Regions from separate parts of the Homo sapiens genome. Here region 2 is linked to region 1. Evidence: chromatin loops called from intact Hi-C (ENCODE). Cell type or tissue: CD4-positive, alpha-beta T cell. All regions are shown on one strand.

Region 1 (8,000 bases):
GAGTTCGAGACCTGCCTGGGCAGTATAGTGAGACCCCCCATCTCTAATAATAATAATAATAATAATAATAATAATAATAATAATAATAAAAATAATAAAAAGTTAAACTACTCTAGGTGCAGATTTTGGGGGCACAAGGATTTGCTGTGCACAAGCTGGGACATAGCTGCCTGTCCTGAAAACGGAGGGGTCTTGTCCACTTTCCCACCATACGCTGTGGTCATCCTTTTGACAGTCCACTCCATTGATGGAACAGATAAATCAGAAGGCCTGCTGGAAGGAAACCAATTGTTCAACTCTGCTTTTGCAAAAGAATTCAAGTCATTTAAGGTTAGCCTTAAAATAGAACACCCCAGTAATGTGATCAACATGGAACAAAAGCTTCAGGAGAGACAGGAGGTCAGAGAGAAAATGATACCTCTGGTCGGCAACCCTGCAGAGACTTCCAGGAATAAGCAGGTAGCAGGCTCAGAAATGCCACTGATATCTGATGTGCCAGCAGTTTCCAAAGACCCTGGATGTTCCTTGATTCTTTACTACTTTTTTGTGTCACCAAACACTGACTCTTACATAAGACAATTTCTGAACAGAAATTGAATATAATCTCATTAATTAGATAGGGGAGATGAATTGCAATGTAAACTTAGTGAAGAATTGGTACCTAGACAAAAGAAGGGAGTGTGAGCTCACCAAGGGTATCCACAGTCAAATTACTTTGTCTGTTGGGGTGGGCTGCTTAATTGGTGTTTTATTCTTTTGTTTATTATTGATGGTTGTGAACAGGGTCTCACTCTTTATCTTTTCTTCTTCCAAGACTTGTGTTAAATATATACTAGACCTTCTCACACTGTCTTCCAGGTCTTCTCTCATTCTGATCTGAATTTATTTTTATTAGTCTTACGTGTCTTTTATCCCCTAATTTACTCATAATGGATATTAAAAGTTGAAACAAGTTAAAGACATGTCCCATACTTCTAGAAATATGCTTAATGTAATCAAACATTGAATTTTCTCCTTGATTTTTAGGTATTCTACCCTTACAGCTACAAAAACACTTCTACTCTTAGAAAAGAAGAAGAATGCCGGGCGTGGTGGCTTACACCTGTAATCCCAGCAATTTGGGAGGCCAAGGCAGGAGGATGGTTTGAGCCCAGGAGTTCAAGACCAGGCTGGGCAACATACCTACTAAGACCTCATCTCTAAAAAATTGCATGGCATGAACCCAGGAGGCGGAGCTTGCAGTGAGCCGAGATCGTGCCATGGCACTCCAGCCTGGGCGACAGAGCAAGACTCCATCTCAAAAAAAAAATAAAAAATTACATGGCCGCGCACAGTGGCTCACACCTGTAATCCCAGCACTTTGGGAGTCCGAGGTGGGTGGATCACGAGGTCAGGAGATCGAGACCATCCTGGCCAACATGGTGAAACCCTGTCTCTACTAAAAATACAAAAATTAGCTGGGCATGGTGGCACGCACCTGTAATCCCAGCTACTTGGTAGGCTGAGGCAGGAGAATCACTTGAACCTGAGAGGCAGAGGTTGCAGTAAGCTAAGATCACGCCACTACACTCCAGCCTGGGCGACAGAGTGAGACTCCATCTCAAAAAATACATACATACATATATACATACATACATGCATGCATAAAATAACTTTGTTGTTGTAAATCTGAAATCCTCTAACCTCTAATCTTCATCATGACATTGAAACAATTGTCTCCCTTTATATTTTAATTCTGTTAAGATTCCATGTGACATTATTATTTTGTTTTTGTTTGTTTGAGATGGAGTTTCACTCTCTTGCCCAGGCTGGAGTGCAACAGTGCGTTCTGGGCTCATTGCAACCTCTGCCTCCCGGGTTCCAGCAATTCTTGTGCCTCAGACTCCCAGATAGCTGGAATTATAGGTACGTGCCACCATGCCCAGCTAATTTTTGTATTTTTAGTAAAGACGGAGTTTCACCATGTTGGCCAATCTGGTCTTGAACTCCTGACCTCAAGTGATCCTTCTGCCTTGGCATCCGAAAGTTCTGGGATTACAGGCATGAGCCACTGCACCCCGCCTATTTTTGTTTTGTATACTGAATGCTTATTTAAAATTACTCACATATATAGCAATTATTTGCTCTTTATTCCTTCTTGCACCTCTGATTTTCATTTTGGATCATTTTCATTCTCCCGAAATAATGCCTGTTAGATTTTCCTTTAATGCATGTTTGCTGGTGGTTGAAGTCTTCTTGTTCAGTTTGTCTAAAATGTTTTTATGTTGCCTTTTACCCCCAACTTGTACTTGTAATTGCCTTTGTTCTGGAAGGATACTTTTGTCGTCAGTAGGATTCTACATTGGCAGTTATTTTCTTTCAGCCAACTGAAGATATAATTCCATTCTCTTCTAGCTCCTGTAAATAAGTCTTTTGAAAGGAATCTCTTTTTCCTGTGAATACTTTAAAATTGTTCTCTTTGGTTTCTGAAGTGTCTTCATAACATATCTAGGCGTTAATTTAAAAAAATTTATACTCTTTGGGATTTGTTAGGCTTCATGAATCTGTGGGTTGATGTCCTTCATTAGTTCCAAGAATTCTTAGGTATATATTTTTTCAAATGTTGCTTCTGCCTCATTCTTTGTCTTTTCTTCTTCTAAGACTCGGGTTAAATATATACTAGACCTTCTTCCATTATCCTCTAGATCTCCTCTCAAGTCTTGTGTGCTTTATGTCTTTTTGTCTTTCCGCGCTATATCCTGGATAGTTTCTTCTGACCTATCTTCTACTTTATGAATTATCCTTTCAGTTGTATCAAATATGTTTATTCCATCTGCTATGGACTGAATTGTGCACCCCTATATTCATATGTTGAAGCCCTAACCCACAATATGACTGTGTTTGGAGACAGGTCCTATATAAGGAGGTAATTAAGATTAACTTCAGTTATAAGGGTGGGTACCTGTTCTGATAGGATTCATGCACTTAAAGCAGAGACACCAGAAAGCTCACTTTCTCTCTCTCTGCCATGCAGAGAGAAGGTGGCTATTTGCAGCCTCATTAGAAACCCTAGCAGAACCTTGATCTTGGACTTTCCAGCCTCTAGAATGGAGTCTCCCTCAGAATTATTGTCTGATAAAATAATTTATGTTTTTAAACCACACAATCAGCTGGGTGCAGTGGCTCATGCCTGTAATCCCAGCACTTTGGGAGGCCAAGGTGAATGGATCACTTGAGTCCAGTAATTTGACACCAGCCTGGACAATATAGCAAAACCTCATCTCTACAAGAAATGACAACAACAACAACAAAATTAGCCGGGAGTGGTGGCACACACCTGTAATACCAGCCACTTGGGAGGCTGAGGCACAAGAATCATTTGAACCTAGGAGGCAGAGGTTGCAGTGAGACACGATCAGGCCACTGCACTCCAGTCTGGGTGACAGAGTGAGACTCAAAAGAAAAAGTAAAATGTTTTTTAAAAATGAAAGAATAGGCATTTAAACTTTTACCCGGGAAATTTCTTTTTCTTTCTTTTTTTCTTTTTCTTTTTCTTTTTTTTTTTTTTTTTTTTTTTTTTTTTTTTTTTTTGAGGCAGGGTCTTGCTCTGCCCCGAGGTTGGAGTGCAGTGATGTGATTATGGCTCCCTGCAGCCTCAACTTCCCAGCCTCAAGTCATCTTCCCACCTCAGCTCCTGAGTAGCTGGAACTACAGGCACATACCACATGCCCAGCTAACTTTTTTATTTTTTGTATAGATGGGTCTTACTATATTGCCCAGGCTGGTCTCGAGTTCTTTGGCCGCAAGAGATCCTCCCACCTCAGCCTCCCAAGGTACTGAGATTACAGGTGTGAGCCACTGTGCCTGGCCAGAACTCTCACTATACAGTCCTATCCATTTACAGCCCTTTGCCTACATGTCCTTAGATCTGTGTTTCCCAGATTTTCCCATAAATTCCCTGCAACCTTCCTTTTGACCTTGAGTGCTCTACACAGTCATCCCATTTCTAGTTCATCTATAGGAATAGTGGAGTTGACAGCAAATAATGTTTTTCAACTGCTTGAATATTAGAGTCCTTCTCCCTTGTACAGCAATATATGTCTATGATGAAGCTTAGTAAAATAGCTGTAGAACGAATTCGGAGATAAAATTACAGGAACTCTATAACAGCACATGTGGCTTTTCTCTGTCTCTGAATCTACCTCTTCTGGAAATGAACAGGAGTAACTTAGGTGAGCTCACAAACATAGCTACTACCATGCAGTATGTACCCTTACACCACCCCTGCCCCCACTCCCACTGTAGTTTCCTGGGCTTTAGTCTGTTCTAAGTTCTTTGATGCTTGTGAAGCTACTTCTGCTGACTTTGTTGACACTGACATTGTTACCATGGTTACCAGGGAAGTCAGACAATATACTGAAGGGGAGTTGCTTCCTGCCCTAACCAGGACAAAGACACTATAACCTTTGAGGTTGCTGGTGTATCCGTGTCCTCAGTGAAGAATTCATGTATGAGCTGAGGTTGCCAAAGAAGCAGGGAAGCTTTCTTCCCCCTCCTTTGCCTCACACTCTGTTACACTGAGTTAGAAGACATTTACCTGTGAAAACCACAATGACACACTGTTCTACCTAAGAGGCTGGCAAGATCAAAATGACTGATAAACTGTATCAGAAAGGGCGTGGAAAAACAGATATTGTTGGTGGAATGTAAATGGACATAATCTCTTTAGGAGAACAATTTGGGCATCCATACCGTTTGATGGAGCAACTTTATCCCTAATTTATAGCGCAACGTGTGCAAAACAAGCACATGGATAGAATAGTCAATGTGGCAGCATCTGTAAGTCGAAGATTAGAAACAATGGGACAGCACACTCAGTGTGGCCTTTCCATGTGCCATTGGCTCCACTCCCAGTTCACCTGCAGCCAGGGAGGAAGGTTCTGTATGTGCTGACAAGGCTCCCCACCTCAAGCCACCTGCAGCACCCTCAAGGGAAATCTTCAACCAGTGATAATGAAAGATGACGCATGTCTTAGTCTACTCAGGCTGCCATAACAAAATACTAAACACTATGTGGCTTAAACAACACAATTTTATTTGCTCACAGTTCTTGATTCTAGAAGTCCAAGATCAAGATTCTGGCTGATCTGGTTTCTGATGAAGGCTTTCTTCCTGGCTTGCAGGAAAGGCCATGTGAGGAGGTCTTAGTGAGAAGGCCTTAGTGCATGCACATGGGAAGAGAGAGCAAGCTGTCCAGTGTCTTTTCTCATAAGGGCACTAATCCTATCAGATCAGGGCCCCACCCTTATGATCTCAGATAACCTTATGCTTGACCCTTGAACAACACAGGGGCTAGGGACATCAACCCCTCACACAGTTGAAAACTCACATATAACTTTTGATTCCTCAAAAACTTAACTACCTCAAGGAATTAGGACATGGAAAAATAAAACTAACTACTAATAGACCATTGTTTGTTGACCAGAAGCCTTATAGATGGCCTTACAGATAACATAAACAGTTGGTGTGTGTTATATGTATTATATACTGTATTCTTACAATAAAGTAAGCTAGATAAAGAAAACCATAAAGAAGAGAAAGTATATTTACTATTCATTAAGTGGAAGCAGATCATCATAAAGGTCTTCATTCTTGTCTGAGTGTTGAGTAGGCTGAGGAGGTGGAGGAGGAAGAGGAGGGATTGGTCTTGCTGTCTCAGGGGTTGCGGAGGTGAAGGAGGTAGAAGGGGAAGCAGGAGAGGCACACATGGTGTTAATTTTTATTGGAAACATTCCACATATAACGGGACCCAAGTAATTCAAACCAGTGTTGTTCAAGGGCCAACTGTAATTACAAAAGGTCTAATCTCTAAATATTAATACATCCTCACTGGGGTTTAGGTTCCTAATATATACATTTAGTTGGGGGATACATAGACATTCAGTTTATAACTGCATGTAAATACCACAGCTTTCCAGTCTTTTGGTGTGATGTTTCTGAGGCTTCTTCTACCCATTCTCTCAGAGGGGCCCCATTGAGCTAGGGCTGTCCTAAGTGGGGACTTATTTATTAATCTACCCTTTTGTGAGTCTCCTCCCTTCCCTCTCACTGGGCTTCCTGGGATCTCCTTCCAAATAAATGACCTGTACCCAAGTCCTTGTCTAAGGGTCTTTTTTTTTTGGGAGAATGGGACAAATGTTTCAAATCACCAGTCATTTGAATCTAAAGTTATTCCTACAAGAGCTGCTATGGTCTGAATGTTTGTGTTGCTCCCTGCTCTCCCAGTTTCCGTGTTGAAATTGAATCACCAATATGATGCTATTAGGAAGTAGAGCATTTGGGAGGTGAGTAGATCATGAGAGTAGAACCCTCATGAATAGGATTAGATCTTTTATTTTTATTTTTATTTTCAGACAGGGTCTCACACTGCCACCCAGCAGGCTGGAGCACACTGGCGTGATCTCAGCTCACTGCAACTTCCGCCTCCTGGGCTCAAGCAATCCTCCTGCTTCAGCCTCTTGAGTAGCTGGGTCTACAGGTACACACACCACACCCAGCTAATTTTTGTATTTTTTGTCGAGACAGGGTTTTGCCATGTTGCCCAGGCTGGTCTCAAGCTCCTGAGCTCAAGCAAATCTGCCTGCCTCAGTCTCCCAAAGTGCTGAGATTACAGGCGTGAGCCACCGCGCCTAGCCTGGATCTCTTATAAAAGAGATCTCAGAGAGTTAGCACATCTGTTCCACCATGTGAGGACACAGCTATAAGGTGCCATCTATGAATCAGGGCCTCACCAGACACTGAATCTGCCAGCACCTTGATCTTGGACTTCACAGCCTCTGGAGCTTTGAAAAATAAATATCTGTAGTTTATAAGCTACCCAGATTATTATATGTTGTTATAGCAGCCTAAGCAGACTAAGAAGGTATTCAGTCCTGCAGGTTGTCCCATATTCCTAGTACTGTGGTTGAAATTGTTATATATTGGTTCCTGTCAAACGCCAGCTCATACAGCAGCGTGGGAGAGACTGGAATTGAAGAGACTCTGGAAATTGGTCTGCCCTGAACAGGGAATGAGGCAGGAAACAGGAAGACAGACCCAGTGGCAAGTACCAAGAGCCCAGTCTAGAGGAAAGAAGACCATATCCACCGGGCACATCGGGGCAAAAGCAGGGCTCCCGTCTCCCACCAAACCTAGAAGGTCCTCATAGATGAGTGGAACATCCATCTACTCTTGAAGAAACGAGGCAGAATTTGAAACTTTGAAACACATTCTAACAAATTGTGATTGAAAAGTTAGATTTAGAGAATTACAACCATATCTGTTCTGACTTTTTTTTTTTTTTTTTTTTTTTTTGAGACGGAGTCTCGCTCTGTCACCCAGGCTGGAGTGCAGTGGCGCGATCTCGACTCACTGCAAGCTCCGCCTCCCAGGTTCACGCCATTCTCCTGGCTCAGCCTCCTGAGTAGCTGGGATTACAGGTGCCCGCCACCACGCCCAGCTAATTTTTTGTATTTTTAGTAGAGACGGGGTTTCACCATGTTAGCCAGGGTGGTCTTGATCTCCTGACCTCGTGATCCACCCACCTTGGCCCCGCAAAGTGCTGAGATTACAGGCGTGAACCACCGCACCTGGCCTAACATTTTAGTTTTCTTATTCTTTTTTTTTATTTTTATTTTTTGAGACAGAGTCTTGTTCTGTTGTCCAGGCTGGAGTTCAGTGGCAAGATCTCTGGTCACTACAAACTCTGCCTCCCGGGTTCTTGTGCCTCAGCCTCCTAAGTAGCTGGGACTACAGGCATGCACCACTATGTCTGGATAATTTTTTGTATTTTTAGTAGGAATGGGGTTTCACAATATTGCCCAGACTGGTCTCGAACCTCTGAGCTCAGGCAATCTGACCACCTCGGCCTCCCAAAATGCTAGGAGTGCGGGCGTGAGCCACCGTGCCCCGCCAGTGTATCATTTTGTGCCTATCTTTTTCCACTCACCATGCTAGTGAGGTTCATCTGTGTTGTGTGTATA
Region 2 (8,000 bases), 120 kb after region 1:
TGTATTTTCAATAGCGATGGGGTTTCACCATGTTGGCCAGGCTGGTCTCAAACTCCTGGCCTCAAGTGATCTGCCCACCTTGGCTTCCCAAAGTGCTGGGATTACAAGCATGAGCCTCTGCGCTGGGCCTCTCTTCATTTCTAGAGAATAATGGAAGTGAATCCAGGAGACAGACTTCTCCACATTGTTAAAAGCTCCTCGGGCAGAGTGGAACTGCACGTGTTGCCACTTTGATTTTCTTTACTCCAAATACAAAGGTGTAACTTGGATTAAGATCGGGGCTTTCACGTCTTGCTGGAAAATAGTAAGCCATAATTTGTAACTCAGCTCCTCTTATTCACCACTTAAATTTTATTTATTTAATTTTCTTTTTTAGAGACAGGATCTTGCTATGTTGCCTGGGTTGGTCTCAAACTCCTGGGCTCAAGTGATCCACCTGCCTCAGTCTCCTGAATAGCTGGGACTATAGGCATGTGTCATCACACCCAGCTACGGCTTAAATTTTTAAGATTAGTTTGGCTAGTATATACATTATGCTCCAAATCACGAAAAAAAAGTATTCTTCCGGGGTAAAACCATGCAGTCTACTAATATAATCATCCTCAGTCTCATCCTGAAAGCAGGGATCATACAAACCTGCTCAGCCTGCATGTGTACCCCTGAACTTAAAAGCTGGAAATCAAAATAATAAATAAATAAATAAATAAATAAATAAATAAATAAATAAATAAATAAATGGGGAAAAAAGCAGGTATCCAACATATTTTAGACCTTAAAATCCCATTAATCCTGGTCCTCTCCTGAGAATTATAACAGAAGATTTGCTTTTCCAGGTAGAGGGTATCTGAGCAGTTGTGCAAGGCTGTGCTGTTGCTTACATTTCTGGAACCATGCGGTGACTGGCCAGTGTTGCATGGCTGACGTGTCCTCCTTCTCCTGACCTGGAGCTCCTGGGCTGCTGTGCTCCTGGTGCATACACCATACAGTGCTAGTACTCTTGCTCTTTCCTCCTAAAAATAGACTCCTAAAACAGTCCTAAAATAGACTCCTCGGCTTCTCTCCTTTTTGACTTTTTTTCCACGAGACTCCTCTGAGCTTGTCCCCAGTTTTGCTTTAGACTCCTGAAATATTTATTTGTTTTTTAATATCTTAACTTTTATTTTAGGTTGAGGGGTACACGTGCAGGTTTATTATATAGGTAAACTCACAACTCGGGTTTGGTGTACAGATTATTTCGGACTTCCGAAATGTTGAAATAATACTCATTTAAATGAGGTTGTCCATTGGTAAGAAGAAAAATCACTCCTGCAACCCTGACAGACTGTTTCTCCTGACCTTTAAAAGACCTTAATGGGTACATTGTTTTGTTTGTTCCGCTCTGCCCTGGTTGAGGGCAATGTGACATTTGCATTATCTCTCTAGGCCTCTGCTTGATTATGTTGCTATAAATTACTGTCTGTCCTGAACAGAGTCCATCTAACTGAGTGTCCTGCTGCCTGTAGGAAGAGAGAGAGAGAGACAGAGACAGGGAGAAACAGAGAGAGAGAGAGACAGAGACAGGGAGAGACAGAGAGAGAGAGACAGAGACAGGGAGAAACACAGAGAGAGAGAAAATAGTTTTCTGGAAAAGAGAAAAGAAACATAATTTGGATTCATGTCTAGACAGAGATAGGGAGAAAAAGAGAGAGAAAGAGAGAGGGGGCAGGTGAGGGGCGGAATAGTTGTCCAGAAAAGAGAAAAGAAACATAATTTAGATTCACATCTTTGTCATTTCCATTTGCTCTAACGCTTAGCCTACATTCAGTTACCTAAAGTGGTCCTATAGCCCTCTCTTCTGGAACCCCATTCATCTCAGATAATACTTCTGTCATTGGCATTGAGGAGGTGAAACTTCAAGTGGTATTTACATTTGATTCCCTTCAGCTTTGTGACCCTTAGGATCCAGATATCTGCCTACTTTGTAGATGTGATATTTATGTTCTGCTGATTTTCAGTGAACAGTGCTCAATTTTGGGGAAAGCAGATCGGGAGCTACCATTCCTGTCTGAGCCTTCTCCTGGAGGCCGGGAGGGTGTCAGGACTTAGCAGGGAAAAGAGCTCCCTGCCTCCAGGAGAAAGGTTTATGGAAGAGTCTTCCTGCCTTCAGGAGTGGGTTCTCCTATCCTGTGAGTCCTTCTCTTCAAATATAACTTTTCCAAGTTAATTTTTTTGAATAGAGAAATTAGCATGTGTGACTTTTATGCAGAAGAACTTAGGAAAGAGATTATTTATATAATAATATAGGCAAAAAATGCTACAAACTCATCCAGCTGGGTTACATTCTAATTTGACCAATGAGCTGAGTCAAGTAGCATTCTTTTTTTGTTTTTTTAATTAAAAGTACTTGTCCTCAATGTGAAAAAACAATCTACAGAAGTACAGATGTTTGAGAAGAGTAATGGTAATGAAAACAGTAGTTAGTATTAATCAAGCTTAGTAGCACTTTGCCTGGATTGCCTCATCCCATCCTCTTACAGTTCTGTGGGCTAGATACTGTTGTGCAAAGGTCTTTGGTAAAGATCTGTTTGATGTTTTTCACCCTGTGTCTTAGTCTATTTGGGCTTCTATAACAAAATACTGTAGATTATGTGGCTTATAAGCAATAGAATATTATTTCTTACAGTTCTAGAGGCTGGGAAGTCCAAGATCAAGGTGCTAACAGATTCAGCATCTGGTGAAGACCACTTCCTGGTTCACAGAGGGCACCTTCTAGTTGTGCCTTTACATGGTGGAAGGGGCAGGGGGGCTTTCTGGGGTCTCCTTTATGAGTTCCATTCATGAGGACTCCTCCTTCATGACCTAATCATCTCCCAATGGCCCTATGTCTTAATACTATCACCTTGGAGGTTAGGATTTCAACATATGAATAGGGGAACACATTCAGATGATAGCAGGCTACCCTTCTCAAACTTATTAGAAAATGGAGTCCTTTTTTTTCATGGAAGCCCCACAACCATCCCTGAGAACATAGGTGGTATTCTGCAGACACAGTTTGGGAAATAAGAGAAGTCTACCTCTACACTGCTGGCTAGGGGTTGAGCTGGGAACAGACACATTTGCCTCCCCTTTGTACTATCTAGCTTTCCAGATTCTTCCCGCTAGTTGTGTTGATGGTGATTTGGGATTGTTCTTTCACATTCAAAGCTAGGGCTATACACTAATTCATTCATTCTCATTCACTAAAAAATATCTACCATCACACTGTGCCAGGAGACCATAGCTAGAACAGGGTCCCTGCCTCTGGGAAGTCCCCGTGCCATAAGAAAACAAACACAGATATTCAATGGGAGGTAAGACCTGCCAAGTACCATCTACTGAGCACTGCAGAAGCTGTGGTGGGGGCTGGCCAGCTCTACCTGGGGAACTGGGGAAGGCTTCCTAGGGGAGGGGATGGGCACAGCGTCCCCAGGGAGCACCAGGTGAAGAAAACTGGGAAGCAGAGAGTTGAGAATGTGTTTGGCAGCATGTGAGTGCCAGGGCTTTCAGCAGTGGGGGCTGGTGGAGGAGCACAGATGGCCTTTAAAGTCAACTCTGAGTCACTCTCTGAAATTACAGAAATTCAAAGAGAAGGATCTGGAAATCCTCCAACAAGTTATTTGACCTTCTGGTCTCTCAATAACCATTTGGTATCTAGCTGATAAATGGAAATTCTCTGCAAAATTGTGTTATACAGGAAAAGTTGCAGAAAAATTGTTAGAGAAAGAAAATCATTCTCCTGCCTTCACCTGTAAACCATAGAGCTCACATTTTTCCTAAGGGGCTTTATGCTAGCAACTTGCCCCTGGATTCTCCATTCATGCCTCAATCTACTAACATGACCGATCGGAGGTTAAATAAAACTTCCAAAGCAGGACCAGGAGTTATTCAGCTTCACTATGTAACAGTGGTTGAGATAGAAACTATTTTCTGTCTATTTTTTTTTCTCGTTGCCTTGACAACTGGTTGTTTTTTTTTTTTAAGCTTTTGATTTTTTTCAACAACATGAGCTGCTTCCTTTGGTTGAGCTGAGACATGTGTACAGATTTATATCTTATTCAGAGAGTCTCTAGTGTAAATGTTTACGAGATACCAATTTTTTATTTTTCAGAATCTTCAGTGTTGAACAGAGTAGATAATTGCACAAAACTGTTAGCCTGCCTGATTAACCAAACAAAGGCAAATCAGTAGTGATTTTCCATGTCTGATGTCAAATACTGTAAAAAATGATTCCAATTCATTTTTACACAATATCATGGAATATTTTAATATTTGGCTTTTTAATGTCCCTGACCAGGTCTGTGTGAAAGTTGTTTCCATATACCAGAAGTGCATGTCCTCCTTCCTGCACTCCCCCTTGCTCCCATGGCTCTAGCCACAGTGGCCTCTCATCCTTGCAAAGCTGTTCCCATCTCATGGCCTTTGCCATTTCCTCTGCCTGGAATCTGCCTACCCCGGATATTCGCATTGCCCGCTCCCTCCTTGCATTTATGTCTCTGATTCAATGCCACCTTCTCCTCCTGGACCTTCCTGTCTAAAACACCATCCTTACTTGTCACTGGCCAGTCAGGACGTGGGAGGATCCCTCTCTGGAAAAACAGTTCAGTCATCCTATATGAAACTCCCCAGACCATAAGCCCTACCCATAGCAAGAGCTTCCAATGAGCATTTTAATGCCTCACCCTTAGATTTGAACTCACAGCCAAAAATCACCAGCTATTTGAGGAAATCCCCTATTACAAAATATAGAGACCAAGACTGATAAATAAAGAACTTAAAAGAAACAGAGACAAGGATGGAGCAGGAGAAATCTGCAACAAAACAAAACAAACAAAAAAATGGAAAATGGGGCAATGGGGCAGAGGAAGGCATCCTAGAAATCATACAAGAAATATAGGAGTGGAACTGAGTGGGGCCCAGGTCAGCAGCTATGGAGCAAGCCTGGAGGGCAGCCAGGCCAACTGGAGCAATAGGACAGAAGATTCTCCGGGAGGGCTGGGGTCCTGAGGAGCTATCGCAACAGGCTACATGTGGAAATTTGTATTGAGAGGCTATTGGAGGGTATGGGTAAAATTAGGATACAGTTGACTCTTGAACAACAGAGGGGTTAGGAGTATTGGCCTCCCCTCCGCCCACCACCTGCAATAATTTTTGACTCTCCAAAACCTTTTTTTTCTTCCGCTTTTATTGTAAGCTCAGGGTTACCTGTGCAGGATGTGCAAGTTTGTTACATAGGTAAATGTGTGCCATGGTGGTTTGCTGCACACATCATCCCATCACCTAGGTGTTAAGCCCAGCGTCCATTAGCTGTTCTTCCTGATGCTCTCCCTCCCCCCACACACCCCCCACCTCCAACAGGCCCCGCTGTGTGTTGTTCCCCTCCATGTGCCCATGTGTTCTCATCATTCAGCTCCCACTTATAAGTGAGAACATGCGGTGTTTGGTTTTCTGTTCCTGCATTAGTTTGCTGAGGATAATGGCTTCCAGTTCTATCCATGTCCCTGCAAAGGACATGATCTCGTTCCTTTTTATGGCTGCACTGACTCCCCAAAACTTTAACTACTAACAGCCTGCTGTTGACCAGAAGCCTTACAGATCATATGAACAGTGGATTAACAACATAAATAGATTAGTATCTACATATGTTTTACACATTCATGACATACCTAATTTTTCTTATTTTTTTGATATTTTTAGGCTACGCAATTTGTCTGCAAGTTTTTTCAAATTGTTGCAAATCTCCAAAACATTTTCCAATATGTTTATTGAAAAGAATTCTCATATAAGTGGACCTGCACAGTTCAAACCTACCTTGTTCAAGGATCAGCTGTAGTTACAAAACAAAGCAGGCAAAGACGGAAAAAAAATACCTATTTACCACAGAAGCAATAACATTGTACAGTAAATGAAACGTAGTACATTTAGTAGCGATCAATCTTTGTATAGTTATGATAGTATAAACACTGAATATTGCTCTAATAAAAATTGGATATGAGCATATTTAGAGAATGGGGCAAGGGAAGCACCTGTGTATCTGTGCATATATGAGTTTGTGTGCATGTGTGTGCCTGAGACTTATATGCTTACCTGCTGTAATAGGATGTCAACACATAATGTCTAAAACTGATACATTATCATATATGAGCATATTAATTAGACATATAAAGATTTTAAAAGCCAAAAGGAATAGTAAGTTGGAGTGGTAGATTATGGGAAATGGAAAGGAGAATGGAAGGAATAGAAAACTTCTTTTTCATTGTAAGACTTTTAGTCTCATCTGACTTTTAAAAGCTATGAGTATATATTATGTAGATAAAAATAAAAATTAGTTATGAATTAAAAGATAAATTTTGGCAGGGTGCAGTGGCTCATGCCTGTAATCCCAACACTTTGGGAGGCCAAGGCAGGCAGATCACCTGAGGTCAGGAGTTCAAGACCAGCCTGACCAACATGGCAAAACCCCATCTCTACTAAAACTACAAAAATTAGCCAGGCATGGTGGCAGGTGCCTGTAATCCCAGCTACTCGGGAGGCTGAGGCAGGAGAATTGTTTGAGTCTGTGAGGTGGACGTTGCAGCGAGGCAGAGGTTGCAGTGAGCTGAGACGGCGCCACTGCACTCCAGCCTGGGTGACGGAGCGAGACTCTGTCTCAAAAATAAATAAAGAATTAAAAATAAAAGATAAATTTTAAGCAGCCCTGCTTCTGTGTACATGTCACTGATAGTTTGATGTGCATTTGATTAATATTAAATTTTGTCCAGCATGTGGCTGATGTCCTTGTCAGGCTCATGTGTTTAACTAAACCCATTTTAACTTGCTCCTGGAGTAATTAACTCAGACTCACCTTGCTGGAAGTCATGCTGAAGATATCTATCATTTCCTCCTACACCATGGAGATAGATTGGACTGTGGCTCATGCTAGTTGAGGTTGTATGCTTATTAGAAATGGAGTAGATGCATGTGATATTAAATTGAGCTCTTTAATTTCTTTAGATTTAATGACGTACCTTTGTCATGTACTTAATCTTCAGCAAATATTTACCCTTCCAAAACTGGCAGATTTGCATTTTACAACTTGTCATGTCAAATGAAATATTTTCTCTTTTCTTTGCCCCTAGAAGGATTTCTGCTCAAAATTATAATCTTTTAAAAAATAGCTGACACATTCTCCTTTGTGGGGAATATTCAACATTTCTATCCTGTGATTTGAAACTGACCCTTCTCACTTCTCTCCAGCTTTAGCCTATACATATTGATATATTTATTTTGGATACAGTTTAATGTTTTTATTCTTATATCTGGGTCATAGAGAGATGAATGGGTAAATGAAGAGATGGATGAATGGATAAATTAGATAGAAAGATAGATAGATAGATAGATAGATAGATAGATAGATAGATGATAGATAGACAGATAGACAGAAAAGCAGACCAAAGTATACCACAGATGTGTGGAAGTACATGTTCAGATAACAGAAAATACACTGCAAGCTTTAGTCTCAAGCTCCCTAGACCATAAAAGCTTATAGAATGGTCAGCTTTCCAAAGCAGAGGCTAAATAACTGTCATTCTGTTGCATCCAACATAGCTTCCCAAACTTTGTTGATGTAGGATTAGTAAGATGTTCCATTAGAAACTCCTAAAATAACTTCAGGATGCTTTTAAGTATTCTTTTCATTTGTGCCATGGAACTAATGTGAGGAGCTGGCAGTTGGAGGTGGTTATCGAAGCCTGGGAATGGATGTCTCCAGTCACTGTTTGGTGGAAGAACCTTTTTCAGGTTGTCCCTGCGCCCCCACAATACTTGAGAACACTTTCTAGACCAGAATAAAATGCTCAAGTAAATTAATGACATCTGTTTGCATTTTGAAGATGAGAAACTGTGAGACTTTTAATTCCTAGAGGTAATAGCAGGATAATTGAGTACAGTAAATTAGAAGTTGCTATTTATGAGCAAAAGTATGTATGACTAGAGACTTCATCCCC

Evidence for each region. Peaks named below come from ENCODE experiments on the same cell type or tissue, not always from the same donor. Only the 100,000 strongest peaks of a DNase experiment are listed, where the experiment ranks them.
Region 2: it touches region 1 in a loop (1.9-fold over the local background); 3 of 110 quality-filtered maps call a loop at or near these places.

The regions. Positions count from the first base shown.
Region 1 is chr20:5,710,376-5,718,375 of GRCh38, forward strand. No RefSeq gene overlaps it. Among named protein-coding and RNA genes, the nearest start is that of SHLD1, 36 kb to the right of the region's middle. RefSeq lists a silencer at 4,208-4,502. In CD4-positive, alpha-beta T cell, no CTCF peak of the experiment used is centred here; DNase peaks (open chromatin) are centred at 3,806 and 4,396; H3K27ac peaks cover 2,977 bases.
Region 2 is chr20:5,832,112-5,840,111 of GRCh38, forward strand. All of the region lies in intron 2 of SHLD1 (shieldin complex subunit 1), which reads left to right. Among named protein-coding and RNA genes, the nearest start is that of CHGB, 75 kb to the right of the region's middle. In CD4-positive, alpha-beta T cell, no CTCF peak of the experiment used is centred here; DNase peaks (open chromatin) are centred at 3,540, 3,980 and 4,700; H3K27ac peaks cover 2,315 bases.